Regions from separate parts of the Homo sapiens genome. Here all the other regions are linked to region 1. The links are chromatin loops, found by intact Hi-C in ENCODE. Cell type or tissue: PC-3. All regions are shown on one strand. Region 1 overlaps KAT6B (lysine acetyltransferase 6B). Region 2 has its middle 27 kb from the start of KAT6B. Region 3 overlaps KAT6B (lysine acetyltransferase 6B).

Region 1 (8,000 bases):
TCCCTTACTAAACCATAAGTTCCATCATGATGGCAGAGACTGTTCATTGCTGTAGCCCCAGCTTCAAAAGTGTATCTATTGAATAAATGAATAAACAAATGAATAAACTGCTCTGAAGTTGGGAACTGGTTTCTCCAATTCACAGGTCCCAAAATATTGTCAACTGTCTTTTATTTTCATGTATATCCTCAATGACCACAAACACGACATGTAAAGAAACCATCAATGGCAAGGTGGGTTCCACCATTGTCTAATCTGAAACCTTTTTTACTCTGACACACATAATAAACGACATTTATGTTTGCTATATACTTCCCTGGGCATAAACTGACAAGACGGGACCAAAATTTTAAAATCAGTTGGGAGGAAAATTATCTGCCCAGTATTCACTATTAGGGCTTGCTTAGTAATAGTCACTATAGGTTGTAATAGTCACTATATAAGACAGATTTGGAGCATGACCAGTTGCCAGCACCTAGTTGTGGTGGCACTCCCCCTCCCCAGTCCCGCTATTTCTTTCCATCTCTACAAAGAATACAAGGTTATTAAAAGAAAAAAAAAAAGGGTCGCTGGGCGTGGTGGCTCACACCTATAATCCCAGCACTTTGGGAGGACAAGGCAGGCAGATCATTTGAGGCCAAGAGTTCTAGACCAGCCTGGCCAACATGGTGAAACCCCGTCTCTACTTAAAAAATACAAAAATGAGCTGGGCATGGTGGTGCGCACCTGTAGTCCCAGCTACTCTGGAGGCTGAGGCAGTAGAATCACTTGAACCCGGGAGAGGGAGGTTGCAGCAAGCCAAGATCATGCCACTGCACTCCAGCCTGGGCAACAGAGCAAGATTCTGTCTCAAAAGAAACAAAAATTAAAAATTAAAAAAAAAAAAAGAAAAAGAAGGAAGCCAAGTAAAATGAATACACTGCAATGGTAACAAAATTATAACAAGACTATGTATCGGTTTAGTCTTTTTAAATTTAATTTTCATTTCAATCTATTCAATTTATTTTGAGACAAGCTTTTGAGACTGGCTAATTTTTTTTTTATTTTTGGTAGAGATGAGGTTTCACCATGTTGCCCAGGCTGATCTCGAACGCCTGGGCTCAAGTGATCCACCTGCCTCGGCTGGTGCTGGAATTACAGGAATGAGCTACCATGTCTGGCCTGTTATGGTCTATTTTTAAAAGAAAAATATTTTACAAATTTTGGTGCCTTATTACTGGTAATGAATTATTGTCCACAAACTTCACAACTGATGGCACTGCAACAAAGGCTGAAAACTGCTTCCTGTTGTTACTAAGGTTTTTTTGTTTGCTACTTCAGAACTCTATTTGACACTTACCTAATAAAGAACTAGACTTTATTTCTTGCCACTTAACCCACTTATGCAACTGATGTCTGTCGGAACAGATCAAGTTTGCTCCTAATTAGGATAGAGATCATGCACACTCAGGATTTTCCCTCACAGCAATCTGCTTCAGATATGGTCTTCGGAAACACACTAACTCTAAAAGTAGGGATTTCCTGTGATGATCTAAATCATCTTATTTTTTTTCCAGAGCGTTATTTTGTTCCCGTCTGCATCTGCAGTAACAGTAACTGTGGTCAGGACAGCCATTCCTCTGCAGGGAGGTTCATGCCCAGCACTCCCTCAGAGCAGCCCTGGGTCTACTTCACATCCTTCGGGGTAGAACAGAACTCTGTTTACGACAAGTCTATCGCCATTTTCTCTATACTCCTGTACCCTTTTGTTTTATTCCATGGCTATTCTTGCAATTTCATCATGAATTGGACATAAGTAGACACCAAACAATTTTTTTCTAAAAGATAATTGGAGATATACTTACTATAAGACTTTACACAGGCAACACTGTCATCATAATTCTACTCTCCCTATATAGATTTTTATTGTATCACCTCCCCTGCTCATTATACTTCTCTGTGGGTAATTGGTTCTGTGAGGGAGCACTATATCATCCCCCCGAGCTCTGTGGATTAAGTATCTGTATTACTCAGGGCAAAAGGATTTATTATTGTTAATGTATGGAGATCTTGAATGTGACTGCTGTATTTTTACCTCCTTGTCACAGGATGAGGGTTCTCCATATTTTAAGTGACAGTAAGGAAGCAGGAAAATCTAATAAAATAAAAATATTCAAAAGCATCCCTACATATATCCCTAAAATACATCGCTTCTTTTTTCATTTAAAGAAATCATTTAGAAACAAAAAAAGATATAAATGACCACACAGTGGGAAAGTCCCATGATCAAAGGCTGACTCAGAAGTATAAAATAATAAAGCTTAGCCATAACGGAGTAAGACGAGAGAAGGAAAGTCTTTCTAAGAACATCAACCACAACAGTTTTTAATTGTGTGGACTTAATTGAAATGCTCACACTGTATCCTGTAGTCTAGAACTTGTTCTAATCAGGCAGGTGTGCCATTTATAAAAGTGCTGATTAAGGAAAGTGATTCTATTGGAAGGAAACAAATCTAATCCTACATACTGCATTTAACAATAGCATCTCATTTGTGTGGTGTGTGTTTTCTTGTTTTTTTTGTTTTGTTTTGTTTTGTTTTCCTGGTAGATGAAGCCTACAAATTTCTTAGGGGTGGGGCGCGGGGCTGGGGAAAGGACATTCATGAAACAATTGCTTGCCCCAGGGCCTTCAGTTTCTTATCTGGACAGGGACTTCTCTCCTCCACTTCTGCCATTAGAAACTGCAGGTATTGGATTTATCTTCTGAAGAGGGACCAAAGTCTGATTCAACACAGCTGGAAATTCAACACATGGTTACAGGAAGTCTGTTTAGGATTTACAAACTATTCTCTTTGGCAAGCATATCATGATATTAGCAATATAAACCCTACTCTGGATTTAGAAAAATGGAATTTTAAAATCAACTTACATTCAAGTGTCACAAACCTTTAGTCATTCCTTTTTAAAAAGAAAATTAACAAAGTGCCTCTCTAGTGATTCCCAACTTCAGTGCTGTAGGAACCTTCACTGGAGCAGGTCCAGACTTCAAGACTATAATTTATTTAGGGATACAAAAATCGACAAGGATGTAAATAGAAATTCTGTCTTAAAGACGGCAAGAAAAACAGTAGGAAAACCTGGGCACTAGATTCTGAAAACAATGCAAGTACTGCCATTGGTAGAAATTCTGTATTGTAATTCATCTCTATGACTTGGGAATGTTTTCCAAGTGAGGCTAGAAGCAAAATAGTAATGCATAGATTAAAGGATAGGCATAACAACAATTTACAAGAAACACAAGCAAGAGCTGATACTTAGTAGAGCTGTGTATCAGCTAGAGGCAGCTAGGAGCTTCTGCAGTTGCCCCAAGGCATTCATTTTAATTTAGATATGGTGCTACAAAACACTGCCTAGGCACACTGTGAACTGAATGTAGACATTCTTACTATTAATCCTGCCAAGAGAAACCTGCTCTAACTGCTCAGGAGACACAGGCAACTCAACTGAATGTAATTAGATCCAAACAGGAAAGTAGAATGAGGAGATGGGACATAGGTAAGTGGTTATTAACAAGCTAGAAAAGTCAGACACTAGTCACTTTCTCAATAATATTATCACCACCACCTCTGACAATGCCCTGCACTCACAGAGATTTACATGGCAGTTGAGATGTTATGTGCTATTCAATAAGTTACTAATATTTACTCAGCACCCAAAGTATGCCACGCAGAATATAATTGGTACTCCAAGTGCTTGTCCTCATAGAACCAATAAAAGTAGTGTAATTCCATTACTACACTTAATTCTCAATTGCCCTCTGGGCACACAAACCATCTGGTGTGCAGAATTTCCATGCTCCTGACTTCTTTTGTTTTCCCTGCTTTCAGACTACCTCTGACCCTTTCAATTGCAGTATTCATAAGCAGTAGGAAAAGAGGATTATGTGGATAATTACTACCTGAAGGTCAAGAGCTCTGACCTTGTTTTTTGGAGTTAATTCTGTGTAGCAGAAGACTCATTCTTAGACCCCCTTTGTGGCAGAGTTTCTAAATCTCCTTATGCTTTAGGCCAGGCACCACCCTGGGCACTTACATGAGCATTATCTTGGACAGACTCTGCTCCCTGGCACCACAGCTTCACTGTAAGGTGTGTTGGAACTGCACAAAACCAAAGCCCCTCCCTGCATACTAATACAAGCTGCAGCAAAGCCAGGAGAAGAAATACCAGGCATGACAAGGCCTTCCCCTGAGGGTGAAGATTTTAAACTTAATTTCCTAGATCTTTACTAGGGTAAACAGTAGAAAGCCTACTAAGGGTAAACAGTAGAAAGCCTACTAAGGGTAAACTGTAGGAAGAAGGAAGAAAAAGCCCATTATTTTGGTGACATTGGTAAAATTTTGCATATCTTAAATAGCTTAGTACATGGTGAGCTCTTGGAAGATCCTTGTTTGGTTTATCTTAATTACTATACATAATAAAGAATTATACACACAGTAGATGTTTGATTAATATCTGTTGAATATACGAATGTAACATTTCTCATACTTGGTACTTTCTTATCAGTTTCTAAATTACATTCTTACTTTAGCATATAAATGGTAAATAAATAATAATAGAACAGCACACGGTTATGGGGGGAAATACACATTTTAAATGTTTGCACATTTAGAACCTTCACATCTTCCCATTTACAGTTGTTGTTTTTAGTTTGTTTGTTTTTGTTTTTTCAGCCGGGAGCGGTGGCTCATCCCTATAATTCCAGTACTTTTTTGGGAGGCCAAGGCGGGCAGATCACTTGAGTTCGAGACCAGCCTGGCCAACATGGCAAAACCCCATCTCTATTAAAAATACAAAAATTAGCTGGGCGTGGTAGCACACGGCTGTAATCCCAGCTACTAGGGAGGCTGAGGCAGAACTGCTTGAACTCAGGGGGTGGAGGTTGTAGTGAGCCAAGATCGTGCCACTGAACTCCAGCCTGGGCGACACAGTAAGACTCGTCTCAAAAAAAACCAAATATAACAAACAAACAGTTTTTTTTTCAATTGTGGCAAAATATAAATAACATAAAATTTACCATTTTAACCATCTTTAAGCATACAGTTAAGTGGCACTGACTACATTCCCGTTGTTGTACAACTAAGTTGAGCCATATTTTACATACAATGAAATGTACAGTTTGATGAGCTTTAAATAAATGCATACACTGGTAACCCACACCCCTATCAAAATACAGACCACTCCATAACCCAGAAAGTTCTCTCCTGCTAGTTCCCTGCTCATACCTTTCCACTTCCCTTCCTAAGCAATCACAAATCTGATTTCTACCACCACGATTTGATTAAGTCTGTTCTGGAACTTCATTTAAGTGGACTCAGACACTATGATTTTTTTATGTAGGGCTTCTTCCACTCTCCACAATATTTTTGAGATTCACATACATTGTTGTATCTGTCAGTATTTCATTAATTTTTATCACTGAGTAGTATTTTACTGTAAATATACAAAATTTTATTTGTTCTCTCTATAATTGATTAGCATTTGTTTTAAGTTCAGGGCTAAAATTTTAAAAATCACTATGAACATTATTTTTTAGAATATGTGCTTTCATTTCTCTTGATTAAATACCTAGGAGTGGAACACCTGGGTCATTAGATGGGTATATGTTTAACTTCATTAGAAACCCCTAACTAGACTGATTAAGAAAAAGAAAATGCAAATCACCAATATCAGGAAGTAAAGTAGAGATATAACTACAGACCATTAAGACGGTAAAATAATGGGAAATATTATTAACAACTTTATGCCAATAAATTAGACAACAGAGATAAGAAATGGACTTCACTGATAGACAAAATTATCAAAACTAACCCAAGAAGAAACAGAAAATCTGAATAACCCTAAATCTACTACAGAAAATGATTCATTATTTAAAACCTCCCTAGAAGAACTACCAGGCCCAGATGACTTTAGCGGTGAATTATTTCAAAGATTTAAGAACACAATGCCAATTTTACACGATCTATTTCAGAAAATAGAGGAGGAGGAAATATTTCTCAATTGGTTTTATGAAGCCAGCATAATTCTGATACCAAAATCAGATGAAGACATTATAAGAAAAGAAAATTAAAAGTGCAGTCAATATCCTTCATGAAAATAATCTCCATTATGAAAAGTTTTACTTTAAAAAACAACTCACCTTTACTTAAGTATAATTACATTGAGGTGTAATTTATTTGCAAAAACACGCAACCTTTTAAAGTTTGGGCAGGCCGGCGGGCACAGTGGCTCATGCCTGTAATCCCAGCACTTTGGGAGGCTGAGGCGGGCGGATCACTTGAGCTCAGGAGTTGGAGACCAGCCTGATAAACATGGTGAGACCCCGTCTCTATTAAAAATACAAAAATTAGCTGGGTGTGGTGGCTGTAATCCCTCACTCAGGTGAGGCAGAAGAATCTCCCGAACCCAGGAGGCGGAGGTTGCAGTGAGCCAAGATGCACCACTGCACTCCAGCCTGGATGACAGAGTGAGACTCCGTCTCAAAAAAAAGAAAAAAACAAAAGTTTGGGCAAATGATACATCCATGTAATAATCCTAACAATTAAGACATAAATCCCTCTCATCACCCCAAAATGTTCCTTCCTGCATTCTCTTCCCTTTTCAGACCCAGGCAATCACTCATCTGCTTTCTGTCACGACAGATTAGTTTCGCCTGTTATAAAATTTCATATATGAAATCATACAATCCGTACTCTTTTATGACTTAACCTTACACTTGACATATTTTTGAGATTCATCCATGTTGTTGCATGTGTGAGTAGATTATTCCGTTTAATGTTACTCAGTGCCTCATTTTATGAATATATCTAAATTTGTTTATCCATTTACCTGTTGACAGACATCTGAGTTCTTTACAGTTTGGGGCTCTATGAATAAACTTCATATGAACATTCATGCAAGTCTTTTTTGTGTACATGTTTTCATTTATCTTGGGTAAATACCTAGGAGTGGAACTGCTAGGCATACGGTTAAGTGTAGGTTTATTTTATAAGAAACAGGCAAAGTGTTTTCCAAGGTGCTTGTGCCATTTTACACTTCCAGTTGCACTTGGTATGGTATTATCAGTGTTTTTAATTTTGGCCATTCGAGTGTATGGAAGTGTCTCATTGTGATTTTAATATGCATATCCTTTTTTTTTTTTTTTTTTTTTTTTTGAGACGGAGTCTCGCTCTGTCGCCCGGGCTGGAGTGCAGTGGCGCGATCTCGGCTCACTGCAAGCTCCGCCCCCTGGGCTCACGCCATTCTCCTGCCTCAGCTTCCCGAGTAGCTGGGAACACAGGCGCCTGCCACTACGCCCGGCTAATTTTTTGTATATTTAGTAGAGACGGGGTTTCACCGTTTTAGCCAGGATGGTCTCGATCTCTTGACCTCGTGATCCACCCGCCTTGACCTCCCAAAGTGCTGGATTACAGGCGTGAGCCACCGCGCCCGGCCTAATTTGCATATCCTTGATGACTAATGACGTTGTTCATGTGCTTAATGGCCATTCATATATCTTCTTTTGTACAGTTTCTGTTAGAATCTTTTGCCCATTACAATGGTCACTGCAATATATTGTCAGATCCTCTTTCAGTGAAAAACCTATTGTCTCAGCTAAGAATGCTATGGGAAATCAGTATTCAGCTATCACTCCCTCCAGGGATTGCCTCAAGCTGCAGAGAATCACACTGGCCAAGATATATCCTTCCTAGCATGGGCCATATCCAGTGATACAGGCCCACATTACTGAGTGATGCAGAAATAAAAAGGCACCATCAGGGCCCAACTCAGGGAAATTCCGAAGGTCCAGTCCAGCTTCAGAGCAATCTGTGAAGTCATCCAAGGCTGTTCCTGGGCCGCATCACTGCTCAACATCTCCCTCCATCCAGTGCTGCTTTGTTGCCCTCCTTCTCAAAAGCCTTAATACCAAGGGCATCCCTTACTAAATATCCCATACCTGAGCTTTATCCGTAGCTGCTTCCTGA
Region 2 (8,000 bases), 150 kb after region 1:
GTGGTGCATGCCTGTAAACCCAGCTACTGGAGAGGCTGAGGCAGGAGAATTGCTTGAACCCGGAGGCGGAGGTTGCAGTGAGCCGAGATCACGCCACTGCACTCCAGCCTGAGTGACAGAGTGAGACTCCGTTTAAAAAAAAAAAAAAAAAGAAACATTACTTAAAAATCAGAAAAAGGAGGCCAGGTCCAGTGGCTCACACCTGTAATCTCAGCACTTTAGGATGCTGAGGCGGGCGGATCACCTGAGGTCGGGAGTTCGAGACCAGCCTGACCAACATGGAGAAACTTCATCTCTACTAAAAATACAAAATTAGACGGCATAATGGTGCATGCCTGTGATCCCAGCTACTTGGGTGGCTGAGGCAGGAGAATCGCTTGAACCTGGGAGGCAGAGGTTGGGGTGAGCCAAGATTGCGCCATTGCACTCCTGCCTGCGCAACAAGAGCGAAACTCTGTCTCAAGAAAAAAAAAAAAAGCAGCAAAAGGGGCTGGACATGGTGGCTCACACCTGTAATCCCAACACTTAAGAAGGCCAAGGCAGTTGGATCACTTGAGGCCAGGAATTTGAGACAAGCCTGCGCAACATGGCAAGACCTCGTTGTTACAAACAATGTAAAAATTAGTCAAGTGTGATGGCATGCACCTGTAGTTTCAGCTACTTAGGAGGTGGAGGCAGGAGGATTGCTTGAGCCCAGGAGTTGGAGGCTGCAATGAGCTATGATCACACAACTGCACTCCACCCTGTCTCAAAAAAAAAAAAAATTGTTTGACATGGTGGCTCACATCTGTAATCTCAGCACTTTGGGAGGCAAAGGGAGGAGGATCACTTGAGACCAGGATCATTTGAAACCAGCCTGGGTAACATGGTGAGACCGCTTCTTTACAAAAAAAAATTTTTTTTTAATTAGTCAGGCATGGTGGTGCATGCTGGTAATCCCAGCTACTCAGGAAGCTGAGGTGGGAGGATCACTTGAGTTCAGAAGTTTGAGGCTTCAGTGAGCCAAGATCATGCCACTGCACTCCAGCCAGGGTGACAGAGCAAGACCTTGTCTCTAAAATAATAATAATAATATTTATTGATACCTCATATTTTACACAGTTATGGGGTACATGTGATATTTTGTCACATGCATGGAATGGGTAAAAATCAAGTCAGGGTATTAGGGGTGTCCATCAACTTGAGTATTTATCGTTTCTATATGTTGGGAGCATTTCAAGTCCTTGCTTCTAGCCATTTTGAAATATATAATACATTGTTGCTAACTAGTCATCTCACTTTACTGTCAAATACTAGAACTTACACCTTCTAACCAACTGTATGTTTGTACCCATTGACCAATCTTTCTTCATCCCTTCCTCGCACCCACACATCCTTTGCAGCCTCTAGTATCTATTATTCTACTCTCTGCCTCCATGATGTTAACTTTTTTTTAGCTCCCACATATGAGTGAAAACATGTGATATTTGTCTTTCTGTGCCTGACCTATTTCACTTAACATAATGACCTCCAGTTCCACCCATGTTGCTGCAAATGATGTGATTTCATTCATTCCTTTTTATGGCTGAATACTATTCCGTTGTGTATATATGTCATATTTTCTTTATCTATTAGTCCATTGATGGACACTTAGGTTGATTCCATATCTTTGCTATTGTGAATATTGCTACAACAAACATGGGGGTGCAGATATCCCTTTGATGTACTGATTTCTTTTCCTTTGGATAAATAACAAGTAGTAGAATTACTGGATTGTATGGTAGTTCTATTAATATTTTTAGTTTTTCAGGAAATCTCCATACTATTTTTCTTTTTTTCTTTTTTTTTTGAGATGGAGTTTTGCTCTTGTTGCTCAGGCTGGAGTACAGTGGTGTGATCTCGGCTCACTGCAACCTCTCCCTCCCGGGTTCAAGCAATTCTCCTGCCTCAGCCTCCTGAGTAGCTGGGATTACAGGCACACACCACCATGCCCAGCTAATTTTTTTTTTTTTAGATGGAGTTTCGCTCTTGTTGCCCAGGCCGGAGTGCAATGGCGTGATCTCGGCTCACCGCAACCTCTGCCTCCCGGGTTCAAGCGATTCTCCTGCCTCAGCCTCCCGAATAGCTGGGATTACAGGCATACGCCACCATACCCGGCTCATTTTGTATTTTTAGTAGAGACGGGGTTTCTCCATGTTGGTCAGGCTGGTCTCAAACTCTTGACCTCAGGTGATCCACCCACCTCGGCCTCCCAAAGTGCTGGGATTACAGGCATGAGCCATCACACCCAGCAGCCCGACTAATTTTTTGTATTTTTAGTAGAGATGGGGTTTCACCTTGTTGGCCAGGCTGGTTTCGAACTCCTGGCCTCAAGCAATCCACCCATCTCATCCTCCCAAAGTGCTGGGATTACAGGTGTGAGCCATCATGCCCAGCCATACTGTTTTTCATAGTGTCTATGCTAATTTACATTCTTACCAACAGTGTGGAAGTATTCCCTTTACCCTGCATCCTCACCAACATCTGTTGTTTTTTGTCTTTTTAATAATAGCCATTCTGGCCAGGTATGGTGGGTCACGCCTGTAATCCCAGCACTTTGGGAGGCCAAGGCGGGCAGATCAGCTGAGGTCAGGAACTCAAGACCAGCCTAGCCAACATGGTGAAACCCTGTCTCTACTGAAATTACAAAAATTAGCTGGGCATGGTGGCGCACGCCTGTAGTCCCATACTCGAGGGACTGAGGCAGGAGAATTGCTTGAACATGGGAGGCGGGGGTTGCAGTGAGCCAAGATTGCACCACTGATCTCCAGACTGGGTGACAGAACAAGACTGTGCCTCAAAAAAAAATAAAAATAATAATAGCCATTCTAACTGGCATACTCCCAATTTGGCCTCCCAAAGTGCCAGGATGACAGGTTTATGCCACCATGCCTGGCCCTTAACCATTTTTAAGAGTACAGTTCTGCGGCATTAAGTACATTCACATCGTGCTACTGTTACTGCCATCCATCCATAGAACTCTTTTCATCTTGCAAGACAGAAACTCTATACCAATTAAACAAGAACTCCCCCTCCAGCCCTGCCCACTGTTTCTGGCAGCCAGTATTCTACTTTCTGTCTCTATGAATTTGACTACTCTAGGTGCCTCACGTAAGTGGAATCGTACAGTGTTTATCTTTGTGACTGGCTTATTTCACTTGGCACAGCGTCCTCAACATTCATCTATGTTATACCGTGTGTCAGAATTTCCTTCCTTTTAAGGATGAGTCATTTCCATTGTGTGAATATACCATGTTTTCTTTATCTATTCATCCACCAATGGACACTTGGGTTGTTTCCACTTTTGACTATTATGAATAATGCTGCTGTACACATAGGAATACAAGTATATCCTCCAATCCCTGCTTTCAAGTGTTTTTGGGTATATACACAGAAGTAGAATTGCTGGGTCATGTGCTAATTCTATTTTTAATTTTTTGAGGAACTGCCATACTGTCTTCCAAGAGGCTATACCATTTTATATTCCCACCAGCAGTGCACAAGTTTTCAGTTTCTTCACATCCTTGCCAACACTTGTTATTTTCTGTTTTGTTTTTATTATTATTATTATTATTATTATTTGAGATAGAGTCTCACTCTGTTGCCCAAGCTGAAGTGCAGTGTCACGATCTCGGCTCACTGCAACCTCCGCCCCCCGGGTTCAAGCGATTCTCCTGCCTCAGCCTCCCGAGTAGCTGGGATTACAGGCGCCTGCCACCACGCCTGGCTAATTTTTGTATTTTTAGTAGAGATGGGGTTTCACCATCTTGGCCAGGCTGGTCTTGAATTCCTGACCTCATGATCCACCTGCCTCGGCCTCCCAAAGTGCTGGGATTACAGGCATGAGCCACTGCGCCCGGCCTATTTTTATTTTTATTTATTTATTTATTTATTTATTTTTTGAGACAGAGTCTCTCTCTCTCTGTCACCCAGGCTGGAGTGCAGTGGCGTAATCTCGGTTCACTGCAACCTCCGCCTCCCAGGTTCAAGTGATTTTCCTGCCTCAGCCTCCTGTGTAGCTGGGACTATAGGCACCCGCCACCACACCCGGCTAATTTTTGTGTTTTTAATAGAGATGGGGTTTCACCATATTGGCCAGGCTGGTCTCGAACTACTGGCCTTGTGATCCGCCTGCCTCGGCCTCCCAAAGTGCTGGGATTACAGTCATGAGCCACCACGCCCAGCCCTGTTTTTATTTTTTGATAGTAACCATCCAAATGGGGATGCCGTGGTAGGATGGTTTTAAAATACAAAAATTACAACTAATATTGCTCAGTTTGAATTGATTTTCAATTCCAAAGGCTTCCCTCATCTGAAACAGAAAGCATCCAGAAGAACCAGGGTTTGAATTACCTTCTTCCCAGGGGTCTTGTTCCACCATCCTGAATGTAACACACCCAGAGGGTTCAATTCACTCAGTCCAGGGCTGCTCCTCATCTCAGTTCCTCATCTGCAAAATGATAATAATAATAGTATCTCCCTCATAGAGTTGTTATGAAGATTAAATGAGTTAATTATTATAAAGCACTTACAGCAGGGCCTGATGTACTGCAAGCCCTATATAAACACCTGTTAAATAAAATGATCGAATATATTTTTCCAGTTTTGTAGGTTCTTTGGAGACACTGATGGAATGTGAGAATTGTGTCCTGCAATGGAAAGAACATGAATTTACCAAATCTTTACAGAATGTCCGATATTGTTCTAGGCATTGGGAAGCAACATGGGAGATGCTCCAGGAATCTTTCAGATTCTCCAGGATTAAAAACACAACTGCTCAGCTTCCACAGTCTCTTGTAGTGATACTGCATTCTGGCACTGTCCTGGGTGTTTATATGCCACTCCAATCCTTACAACAACCTTGTAACGCAAAGACTATTGTTTGTTCGTTTGTTTGTTTTGAGAAAGGGTCTCACTCTGTCACCCAGGCTGGACTGCAGTGGCGCAGTCATGGCTTATTGCAGTCTTGACCTCCTGGGTTCAAGTGATCCTCCCACTTCACCCTCTGCGGTAGCTGGGACTACAGATGTGTATCACCACACTTTGCTAATTTTTAAAAGTTTTTTGTAGAGATAGCGTCTCACTATGTTGCCCAGGCTGGTCTCAAACCCTTGGGCTCAAGCAATCCTCCAGCCTCAGACTCCCAAAGTGCTAGGTTTATAGATGTGAGCCACTGTGCCCAGCCAGCAAATTAATGAATTTACAGATGATGGCATTGAGGCTGTGAGGGGTTATGGGACTTGCCCAAGTTGGGTGCATGGTGGGAGATGGTCTAGAAGGGAGGCAGGGCAGGCTCAACCCTGAGCTTGGGACCTCAGGAGTTAAGGAAGGTCCACTGTTTACTGAGTGTCTGACAAATGCAAGGCGGGCTAAACTTTTATATGTGAGAGTCATCCCACTCATCATGGGACTCCCCATCTCCCAGGAGGGACTTTGGCCATCCACTTTTACCAAAGAGGAACCAAGGCAGAGCAAGGCTCAATCACCAGCCAACAAAGAGTAGGTTCATTTCCAAGTTGCTGGACACCTGAGAAGATGGCTTCAGCACTATCAATAATTTAAAAGGAAACCTCTTTCATCAAAATCACCTGGGTTGCAAATAAAAATGCAGGTTCTTGGGCCCTGCCACAGGTCCATTAAATAAAAATCTGCCTAAGATTTGGACATTTCAATAAAGCTTTCCTTGCAACCTGTAAATAAGGAGAACAGGACTATCTACAGAGTTAAGCCATGAAGTCAACACCAAAGAATCCTGGTGAGATATGCAAAGTCACCTCTAAAGGGACAGATCAGACTTCCCCTTCCCTCTCGACATAATCCAGATTGATCGTATTAACAAATTTAAAGGAGGAATGAATATGAGAAAATGTTATGACCTTGGTGTAGAGGAACATTTCTTAAACAAAACACAAAAATCACAAGCCTTGAAAGAAAAAGATTCAAATATTCAACTGCATAAAAAAATGAAAGGGTTCTGTGCAACAAAAGATGTCAGTTTTAAAAAATGAAGACGGCCGGGCGCAGTGGCTCAAGCTTGCAATCCCAGCGCTTTGGGAGGCCAAGACGGGTGGATCACTTGAGGCCAGGAGTTCAAGACCAGCCTGGCCAACATGGTGAAACCCTATCTCTGCTAAAAATACAAAAATTAGCCAGGCGTGGTGATGCATGTCTGTAATCCCAGCTACTCAGGAGGCTGAGACAGAATTGCTTGAACCCGGGAGGCACAGGTTGCAGTAAGCCGAGATGGTGCCATTGCACTCAAGCCTGGGCGACAGGGCGAGACTCCATCTCAAAAAAAAAAAAAAAAAAAAAAAAAAAAAAAGAAAAGAAAAAAGACAAGACAGAGAAGGGGAGAAGATGTTTGTGTTACATATAATCAGCAATGGATTGTGTATAATTAACAAAATATCAGTATCTAGAATATATACAGAATATCTAAAAATCAACTTTTAGGCTGGGTGAGGTGGCTCATGCCTGTAATCCCAGCACTTTGGGAGGCTGAGGATCACTTGAGGCCAGGAGTTCAAGACTAGCCTGGCCAACTTGGTGAAATCCGTCTCTACTAAAAATACAAAAATTAGTCAGGCGTGATGGTGCACACTTGTAATCCCAGCTACTCAAGAGGTTGAGGTGGGAGGATCGTTTCTTGAACCAGGGAAGGGGAGGTTGCAGTGAGCTGAGATCGTGCCACTGCACTCCAGCCTGGGCAACAGAGCGCCCATCTCAAAACAAAAAAAAAAAAATTTTTTTTAAGTGAGAAATAGTTCAAGACCAGCTTGGACAACATGGCAAAACCCTGTCTCTACTAAAAATACAAAAAATTATCCAGGCTTAGTCAGGCGTGGTAGCGCAGGCTTGTAATCCCAACTAAGGAGGATGAGACATTAGAACTGCTTGAACCTGGGAGGCGGAGGTTGCAGTGATCAGAGATCACACTACTGCACTCTAGCCTGCGAGACAGAAGGGGACTCTGTCTCAAAAAAAAGGGGGGTGGTGGAGAAATAGCTCCATAGAATAAGGATAAAGAACATCAAGAGGCAATCAGAGAAGAAAAGACCAAACCACAAATAAACATGAAAAAGGTGCTGAACTTCACCAGGGATGGGGAAATGCAAATTAAAACCACAAAGAGCTATTTCAAGGGCGGGTGAGGGGCAGACATGTGGTGGTGGCTCAAGCCTGTAATCCCAGCACTTTGTTTTTATTTTTGTTTGTTTCTTATTGAGAAGGAGCCTCTCTTTATCGCCTAAGCTGAAGTGCAGCGGCGCGATCTCCACTCACTGCAACCTCCACCTCCTGGCTCAAGCGATTCTCCTGCCTCAGCCTACCGAGCAGTTGGGATTACAGGTGCCTGCCACAACACCCGGCTAATTTTTTTTTTGTATTTTTAGTAGAGATGGGGTTTCACCATGTTGGTTAGGCTGGTCTCAAACTCCTGACCTCAAGTGATCTGCCCACCTTGGCCTCCCAAAGTGCTGGGATTCGAATCACTTGAGGTCATGAGTTCGATACCAGCCTGGCCAACGTGGCGAAACCCCGTCTCTACTAAAAATACAAAAATTAGCCGGGCATGATGGTGTGAGCCTGTAATTCCAGCTACTTGGGAGGCTGAGACAGGAGAATTGCTTGAACCTGGGAGGTAGGAGGTTGCAGTGAGCCGAGATCACGCCAGTGCACTCCAGCCTGGGCGACAGAGCGAGACCTTGTCTCAAAAAAAAAAAAAGGGCTGGTGAGACTGGGCGGCAAATGAAACTTCTATAAATGCTGGTGCCAGTGTAAAGTGGGACATCCTCTTTCTAGAGCAGTTTGGCAATTATTAGTTATTACTGATAATATTACTAATAATTAGTAATAATAGTTATTACAAATAATATTAAAAAGGCAAATGCCCTCCGATCCAAAGATTTCCTTCTTAGGAAAATTCTCCCGCAAGTGCCCTAAAGGACAAATACAAAAGTGTCCACTGCAGCATTATATATAAT
Region 3 (8,000 bases), 73 kb after region 1:
AGCACTCAAAGTCCTACAACCCAGAAAACCACTTGGTCCCAGGCGACCCAGGATGCTTGATCACCCCAGAAAAGACCCTGAACTTGGTAACAATACTAAGATAATGCTGCCCTAACAAAGCAGATAATGTGTAGAGTGACTGATGCAAACCGATTCCCACCATCTTCTCCTTTGCCTTCTAACCAAAGAGACTGGGAAGCTACTTTCTTGACATCCCAGACTACCTGCCACTAGTGATGGTTGTACGGCTCAGCTCAAGCCAATGAAATATAAGCAGAAGCCTTGGGGAGTCCCTCATTTCCTGAATAAAAAGGAAGACGTTTCCGCTGTTACCCTTGGCACTTTCCCTCTTTCCCCTGTGGGAATAGAGAGATGGTGCCTAGATATGAAGCAGCTATTTTGTGAGAATGAGATGAGCAAGTGAGCACAAGGAAGGCTTCTATGCTAAAGATGGTGAAGCAGAAAGACCCTGAGCCACACAGTTTGGCCAGACACCACTCACCATAACCCAAACATGCACCCTGGTTCATACCTCTGATCCCTGTAGCTTGTTACTTCTCTACATAAAATGTCTTCCCTACTTTCTGGATGGACTCTGACTTCAAATCTCAATCTAGAAGTTACCTCCCTCTGCAAAGCCTTCCCCAGCCAAAACAAATGTCTTTTTTTTTTTTTTTTTTTTGAGATGGAGTCTTGCTCTGTCACCCAGACTGGAGTGCAGCGGCACCATCTTGGCTCACTGCAACCTCCACCTCCCGGGTTCAAGTGATTCTCCTGCCTCAGCCTCCCGAGTAGCTGGGATTACAGGCACATGCTACCATACCCGGCTAATTTTTTGTATTTTAGTAGAGACAGGGTTTCACTGTGTTGCCCAGGCTGGTCTAGAACTCCTGAGCTTTAGGGGTCATTTGTTCACCCCAAACCCAGTCAGCCCGCAACATTAGCATTAGTTGTATGGTTAGTTACTAATGCACCCACTATAGTCTCCCTGGCTGACCACGCTGTACTATACCTACAAAAAGTACTCTGTAAATGAATGAGTATGAAATATTTCATAAGTCACTGACTGAACAAGTCAACCCCTTTCCTCTTTGAGTTTCTTAAGGGAACAAATAGTATCTCACTCACTGTTGCATCCCTAACAGGCAAATCTGAGATGCCCAATACATGTTTGCTAAACACAAACCATCACAGCTCCTCATAAAAATGTCTCCATTGAGCTGTGATTTAATGCCATCCCTTTCTGTGGGCTGAGAAATGCCTACTTGGACAGGGGTTTAGCATCATTCAGGGAGACTGCATTTCAATATATATATTTCTTATTTGTTTAAAATGTTTCTTTTTATACAACCAGCATGCTTTTTTTTTTTCTTTTACAATCTGGTATTTCCCTTTAGTGGGGAGGATGAAGCAGAATGGGAGGGAAGATTGCCAATGTTATTACTCTTTGATGATAACATAGGATTAGAACCCAAACATAAATTACTCCTAAATTCAGAGAGAAAAAATAAAAACAAAAAAATTATCTTTCTTCAAACTTCTATGCTTCTTTATTTGACAATAAGAATTTTATAAACCAACATCTTGTTCTTTTCTCCTTAGCATCCAGGATGTTTAGAACTAAATTATTCATTCTAGACATAGGGTTTATCTGATATTTCATCTTAATTATTTTTGATGCTTTGAAAAAAAGATTAACCTATTAAACATATTTTAACAAACTAAGCAATGTAAAATCATTTTTTTGATCCAGGCATAGTATAACCAACATCCTCAACAGCTGAAATTAAGCAGTCACTTTCTGCAGCATCAAAACTGCAATAAAGGGAGTCTCTGAGCCTACTCTGGTTCAGAAGCTGCCTACAAAACAATAAAATATTTTTTAAAACTGCAGTAAAGCCTTGAAAAAAAGTATGCATCTCCCAAATTTTGGCAAAATCAGCCCCCCTTTTCCTAAATTATTTTGATACATTTTAACAAGCTTCAACTGAGATTTTTAAATCACTGCATATTTACACATCTTTAAAAGTTTTCTTGGCTGGGTGTGGTGGCTCATGCCTGTAATCCCAGCACTTTGGGAGACGGAGGTGGGCAGATTATCTGAGGTCAGGAGTTTGACACCAGCCTGGCCAACATGGTGAAACCCTGTCTCCACTAAAAATACAAAAATTAGCCAGGCGTGGTGGCGCATGCCTGTAATCCCAGCTACTGGGAAGGCTGAGGCAGGAGAATCGCTTGAACCGGCAGGTAGAGGTTGCAGTGAGCCGAGATTGCACCATTGCGCTCCAGCCTGAGCAACAGAGCGAGACTTTTCTGAGACGGAATCTGTCCCTGACAAGGGCCAAACAAACAAAAAAAAAGTTTTCTTTATTTTATTTATTTTATTTTTGAGATGGAGTCTCACTCTGTCACTCAGGCTGGAGTGCAATGGTGCGATCTGAGCTCACTGCAGCCTCAGTCTCCCAGGTTCAAGCGATTCTCCTGCCTCAGCCTCCCGAGTAGCTGAGACTACACGCATGCGCCACCATGCCCAGCTAATTTTGTATTTTTAGTAGAGATGGAGTTTCACCATGTTGGCCAGGCTGGTGTCAAACTCCTGACCTCAGGTGATCCGACCACCTCGGCCTCCCAAAGTGCTGGGATTACAGGCATGAGCCACCACACCCAGCCAAAAGTTTTCTTTTATCAAGCATTAGACTGCCCACATTAACATACAAAACCTCAGCTCTTCATTATTTTTCTCCCAGAAACCTTCTGACTGGCTTAATTTTGTCCTGGAATAAAAGGCCTACTTAAATTGAGAAATAATTCTGTGTAACTATGAAAGCAGTAACTTCTCAAAATAAAATTTTGCCTTTCTACTTGGAGATGCCTTAGAAATAGTACTACAAAAAGCAACAACCAAAAAAATGAAGATTAGCTTCTGAAACAAATCTTTGTGAGAAAAAAAAGTAATGCCAGTCACAAAGAAAGAGCACTTATATAAAGAATCTGCCACATTCCCCACATAGGAGAGATGTGCTCCTAGAAAGTTGAAACCTATTTTTCTACTGCCATAGTTTAAAAGCCGGCAGGGGTGGGGAGTGGGGGAAGAAGGAGGGGGTGATACATTTACAATTTCAGAGCTCTTCAAATAGTAGGCAATGTTGACATGAAGTTGCAAGTGTAAATATTTGTTCCCTTCCTGGTTTATAAATTTCATGATGATAAAACTCTGTGTATAGAGCCACTAATTAAAAAGGAATCTATTTGCCTTGTAGGATGCTTGAGGTTGTATGTTTATTCAAGATGAATAAAGTGGTGCACACTAGAAAGGAACAGGAATTAGAATTTTGAACTTCATTGGTTTAACAAGTTCCTCCTGGGAATGAAAAGAGACTTCATTTGTCAAATCTGAGAAGGCTTTTCAGATGATAATTTGTGTGAAGATGCAGCAGTACATACAGTAAAAAATTATCTCCCCTGACCTTGAAAGGAAAGAAGGATGATATGTGATCAAGAAACAGCAAATTAAATGTTTGAGAAAAAGGAAGACAGGCTGGGCACAGTGGCTCATGCCTGTAATCCCAGCACTCTGGGAGGCTGAGGTGGGCAGGTCACTTGAGCTCAGGAGTTCGAGATCAGCCTGGCCGGCATGGTGAAACCTCATCTCTACTAAAAATACAAAAATTAGCCGGGTGTGGTGGCGTACATCTGTAATCCCAGCTACTTGGGTGGCTGAGGCAGGAGAATCTCGTGAACCCAAGAAGTGGAGGTTGCCATGAGCCACTGCACTCCAGCCTGGGTGACAGTGCAAGACTCCATCTCAAGGGAAAAAAAAAAAAAAAGAAAAAAAGGAAGACAATTTTCCATTACTTTGGTTTCAGGGTCACTTAACATTACCATTTAATGGTAATCTAGTAATGAGGTCCCCTCACTATTCAAGATTGCTTTAATGTGCTACACATAAGAACTAGCTAAACAAAACTGATTACTACATTACACATACAGATGACAGCCAGGATTGCTATTATTTACTTACATACTAAGTGGAATCTAGACCTTAAGCCTGAATAGCCACCACCACCACAAACAACAAGATCTTATTTTGCACTAGGAATGTTTAAAGCACTCTGTGTTTATTAGCTAATTTAATTTATCCAACATTTTGTTCTTGAAATGACTATTATCCCCAATTTATCTAATACAAAATATTTTTAAACATGTATCTCACACCCATAGAATATACAACACCAGGAGTAAACCCTAATGTAAACTATGGGCTTTGGGTGATAAGGCTGTGCAATTACAATGTGTCATCAGATGTAACAACCATTCTGGTGGGGGAGGTTGATAATGGGGAAAATTGTGCATGTGTAGGGGTAGGGAGTACATGAGAAATCTCTGCCCCTTCCACTCAATTTTGCTGTAAATCTAAAATTGCTCTTCAAAAAAAAGTCTACTTTTAAACACACAAACACACACACACATACACACACACACACACCCCACACACACCACCCACACACAAAACATAGATCTCACACAAAGAAGTAACTTCTAACCCTGCACACAGCAAGTACTCAATATTTGCTAATGGCAAGACTGGAAGTACAGGATGACTATGAAATCAACTAAGAAAGGCTGGGCATGGTGGCTCACGCTTATAATCCCAGCACTTTGGGAGGCCGAGGCAGGTGGATCACTTGAGGTCAGGAGTTTGAGACCAGCCTGGCCAACATGGTAGAAACCCTGTCTCTACTAAAACTACAAAAAATTAGCTGGGTGTGGTGGCGCATGGCTGTAATCCTGGCTACTCGGGAGACTGAGGCAGGAGAATCCCTTGAACTAGGAGGCAGAGGTTGCAGTGTGCCGAGATTGCGCCACTGCACTCCAGCCTGAGCGACAGAGCAAGACTCTGTCTCGGAAAAAGAAAAGAAAAGAAAAGAAAAATCAACTAAGAAAACAACTAAGAAACTGACAGACTTACAGCCTATCAGTCACTGAAGAAATAAACAACATATGACAACCTACAGTAACCACCCAAGTGAATTTGTCTTTTGCTTTCTTATTCCCATGGGGACTACAGGACCTCTGTGATAACATAAGTTCCTTCTACAATGATCCTGTATGTGCCTTTCCAATTTTTCATAACTTCAAGTAAGAAATACGTTCACATCATGACCTACTATACACATATGTGAATATTAAACTAAAATAGAAGTTTCATGAAACATTACTTACCCTTTTACACAAGGCATGCTATATTTTTATTCTGTTTCTCTTTTTTTTTTCTTTAATGCTGATAGGAACTCATTATGTTGATTTCACAATCAATTAATGAGAGACAATTCAGTTTGAAGAACACTGATTTCATGCCTATATTTTGGTTTTCTGGGTAGAGTAAAATTTCTGTCTGCACCTGATAACTCTAAATGAGTCATTTCATCTCCCTGAGTCTCACCTCATCTGTGAAATAAATACCTGTATTAACTACTCATAGAGTGGCTGAATTGAGGAAAAGAGAGAGGGAATAAAAAGACCTTGGGGAGAAGATTCTATTGGAATTCAGTCTGCAACCATCAGGGTGCACCAAGTGGGGAACATCTACCTCCCTCTCTCTCCCCTAAAATCTCTTCCAATCCATGAGCAAGTTCTGTTAAATATGTTCTTCAAAACATATTTCAGATCTGTCCTCATCTCTCCATCCCCACTGTCAAAACCCCAGTCTATGCCTCCATCCTCACAAAGGCCTCCTCCCAGGCTTGCCCTCCTCTACCCTTGCTCCTCTATAGCTCCCCTGGCCACACAGCAGCCTCGGTGACCTTTAAAAAGTTTTATTTTATTTATTTATTTATTTATTTATTTATTTTGCTGCTGCTCAGACTAAAGTGCAGTGGCATGATCATAGCTCACTGCAGCCTTGTATTCCTGGGCTCAAGCGATCCTCCTGCCTCAGCCTCCTGAGCAGCTGGAACCACAGGCACATGCCATCACATCTGGCTTTTTTTTTTTTTCATTTTTTGTAGAGATGGGATCTCTCTATGTTGCCCAGGCTGGTCTCCAATTCCTGGCCTCAAGCGATACTTCCACCTCAGCCTCCCAAAGCACTGAAATTATAGCCGTGAGCCACCATGCCTGGGCAAAAAAGTTTTATTTTGAAAAAATTTCAAACCTATAGAAAAGTTGCAGGAATAATTCAATAAACACCCATATGCCCTTTAAAACTGGCCACTTTTGCTTTATCTCTCTTTTGTGAATCATTTGAGAATAAGTTGTAAAGACCATGATCATTCACCCCGCTTAAGAACAAGGTCATTCTCTTCATTTCCATAATGTATTATCAGACTTAGGACACTTAACATTGATATAAGAGTATCATCTAACAGTCAGTACATATTCCAAATTTGCCAGTTTTCCCCAATACTGTCCTTTACAGTAAGTTTTCTTCCTCCAACCTAGGACCATTTAGTTTTCATGTCTCTCGATGACTTTAAAACATAAACTAAGACAGGTACAGTGGCTCATGCCTGTAACCCCAACACTTTGGAAGACCAAAGTGGGAGGATCACTTGAACCCAGGAGTTCACCCAGCCTGGGCAACATAGCAGAACCCCCTCTCTACAAAAAAAAAAAAAATTAATTAGCCAGGAGTGGTGGCACAAGACTGTAGTCCCAGCTACTCAGGAGCCTGAGGTGGGAGGATCGCTTGAGCTTAGGAGTTCAAAATCAGCCTGGGTAACATAGTGAGACCCTGTCACTACAAAAAAACTTTAAAACTTTGCCAGCCATGGTGGTACACAACTGTAGTCCCACCTACTCGGGAGGCTGAGGTGGAAGGATCACTTGAGCCTTGGAGGCAGAGGTTGCGCTGAGCCGAGATCGTGTCACTGCACTCCAGCCTGGGTGACAGAGTGAGACTCTGTCTAAAGAAAAAGAAACTTACAGAATCTCAGGGTTGAAAGAGACCTTTATTTAGGTCATGTAGCTGAGCCCACGCTACTGCAGAATCCTCACAAGTTGTCATGCAACCTCTATACCAGCTGCTGCAAGGATGGGAGCCCATGTGCCTAGAAGCCGCTTCTCTTGTCTCCAGGTTCTGTGAGTATGTAATACTTGCATATTTTGAGCTGCTCTCTGTCTGGGTTCAAACAGGGCTGAGCAAGTGTGAGAAGGGAACTACTGAGTATCTAGTCTGTGCCAGACACAATGCCGGGCATTTCCCTTAGGTTACTGTTAGTAAAGGATAATTTATTGTTGCTCTCGTATGTGCCATAATTCACTTCTATCTCACACCTATCCAGGAGCCTGTTTTCCTTTGATTTTTAAAGGACCTGCTGCTCACTGTCTTTCTTGAAGCATCCTGTCCTCTCAGGTGGGCTGAAGAGTAGGTTGTTATCCTTATTAAACATATGAGGAAATTGAGGTCTAGAGAGAGTTAGGACACCACACATGGGAGCCAGTCTTCTGACTCCAGCTCCAGGCTTTCTTGTATACTGTTCTGGGCGTTCCTGTTTGAGCTGAGGATGTCTGTGTTTCTAGCACCTGAAACTTCCTTGTTCTGGCATGCTAAACCATATTGTTCTTACTCATCTTGGTATACCTCACAATGCTCCCCTTAGAGTGAGTGTTGCAGCCTATTCTTAAATTTCTTGTAGAGACAGAGTATCTCTATATTGCTCAGGCTGCTTTCAAACTCCTGGGCTCAAGCAATCCTCCTGTCTTAGCCTCCCTAAGTGCTGGGATTATAGGCATTAGCCACCATGCCCAGCTTGTAATTATTTTTTAAATTGAATCAAACATGTCTTAAGTACTCATAAACCATATGAGGGCTAGGCATGGTGGCTCACGCCTGTAATCCCAACACTTTGGGAAGCCAAGGCAGGTGGATCACTTGAGGTCAGGAGTTCGAGACCAGTCTGGCCAACATGGTGAAACCCCATCTCTACTAAAAATACAAAAATCAGCCGGGTATGACGGTGTGTGCCTGTAATCCCAGTTACTTGGGAGGTTGAGGCAGG

What was found. Hi-C counts contacts between places; a loop is a spot of excess contacts. Peaks named below come from ENCODE experiments on the same cell type or tissue, not always from the same donor. Only the 100,000 strongest peaks of a DNase experiment are listed, where the experiment ranks them.
Region 2: it touches region 1 in a loop (6-fold over the local background); 1 of 110 quality-filtered maps calls a loop at or near these places.
Region 3: a loop joins it to region 1, with 3 times the contacts of the local background. A loop is called at or near these places in 1 of 110 quality-filtered maps.

What each region holds. Positions count from the first base shown.
Region 1 is chr10:74,943,999-74,951,998 of GRCh38, reverse strand. The region is part of intron 3 of KAT6B (lysine acetyltransferase 6B); the gene reads right to left. Among named protein-coding and RNA genes, the nearest start is that of SNORD172, 74 kb to the left of the region's middle. In PC-3, no CTCF peak of the experiment used is centred here; DNase peaks (open chromatin) are centred at 1,998, 2,278, 3,628 and 4,128; H3K4me3 peaks cover 884 bases; H3K27ac peaks cover 3,032 bases.
Region 2 is chr10:74,795,184-74,803,183 of GRCh38, reverse strand. No RefSeq gene overlaps it. Among named protein-coding and RNA genes, the nearest start is that of KAT6B, 27 kb to the left of the region's middle. RefSeq lists enhancers at 6,871-6,990, 6,821-7,407. In PC-3, no CTCF peak of the experiment used is centred here; a DNase peak (open chromatin) is centred at 3,173; H3K4me3 peaks cover 498 bases; H3K27ac peaks cover 1,471 bases.
Region 3 is chr10:74,871,302-74,879,301 of GRCh38, reverse strand. All of the region lies in intron 3 of KAT6B (lysine acetyltransferase 6B), which reads right to left. Among named protein-coding and RNA genes, the nearest start is that of KAT6B, 49 kb to the right of the region's middle. RefSeq lists enhancers at 7,188-7,317, 7,328-7,397. In PC-3, no CTCF peak of the experiment used is centred here; a DNase peak (open chromatin) is centred at 3,221; H3K4me3 peaks cover 400 bases; H3K27ac peaks cover 1,505 bases.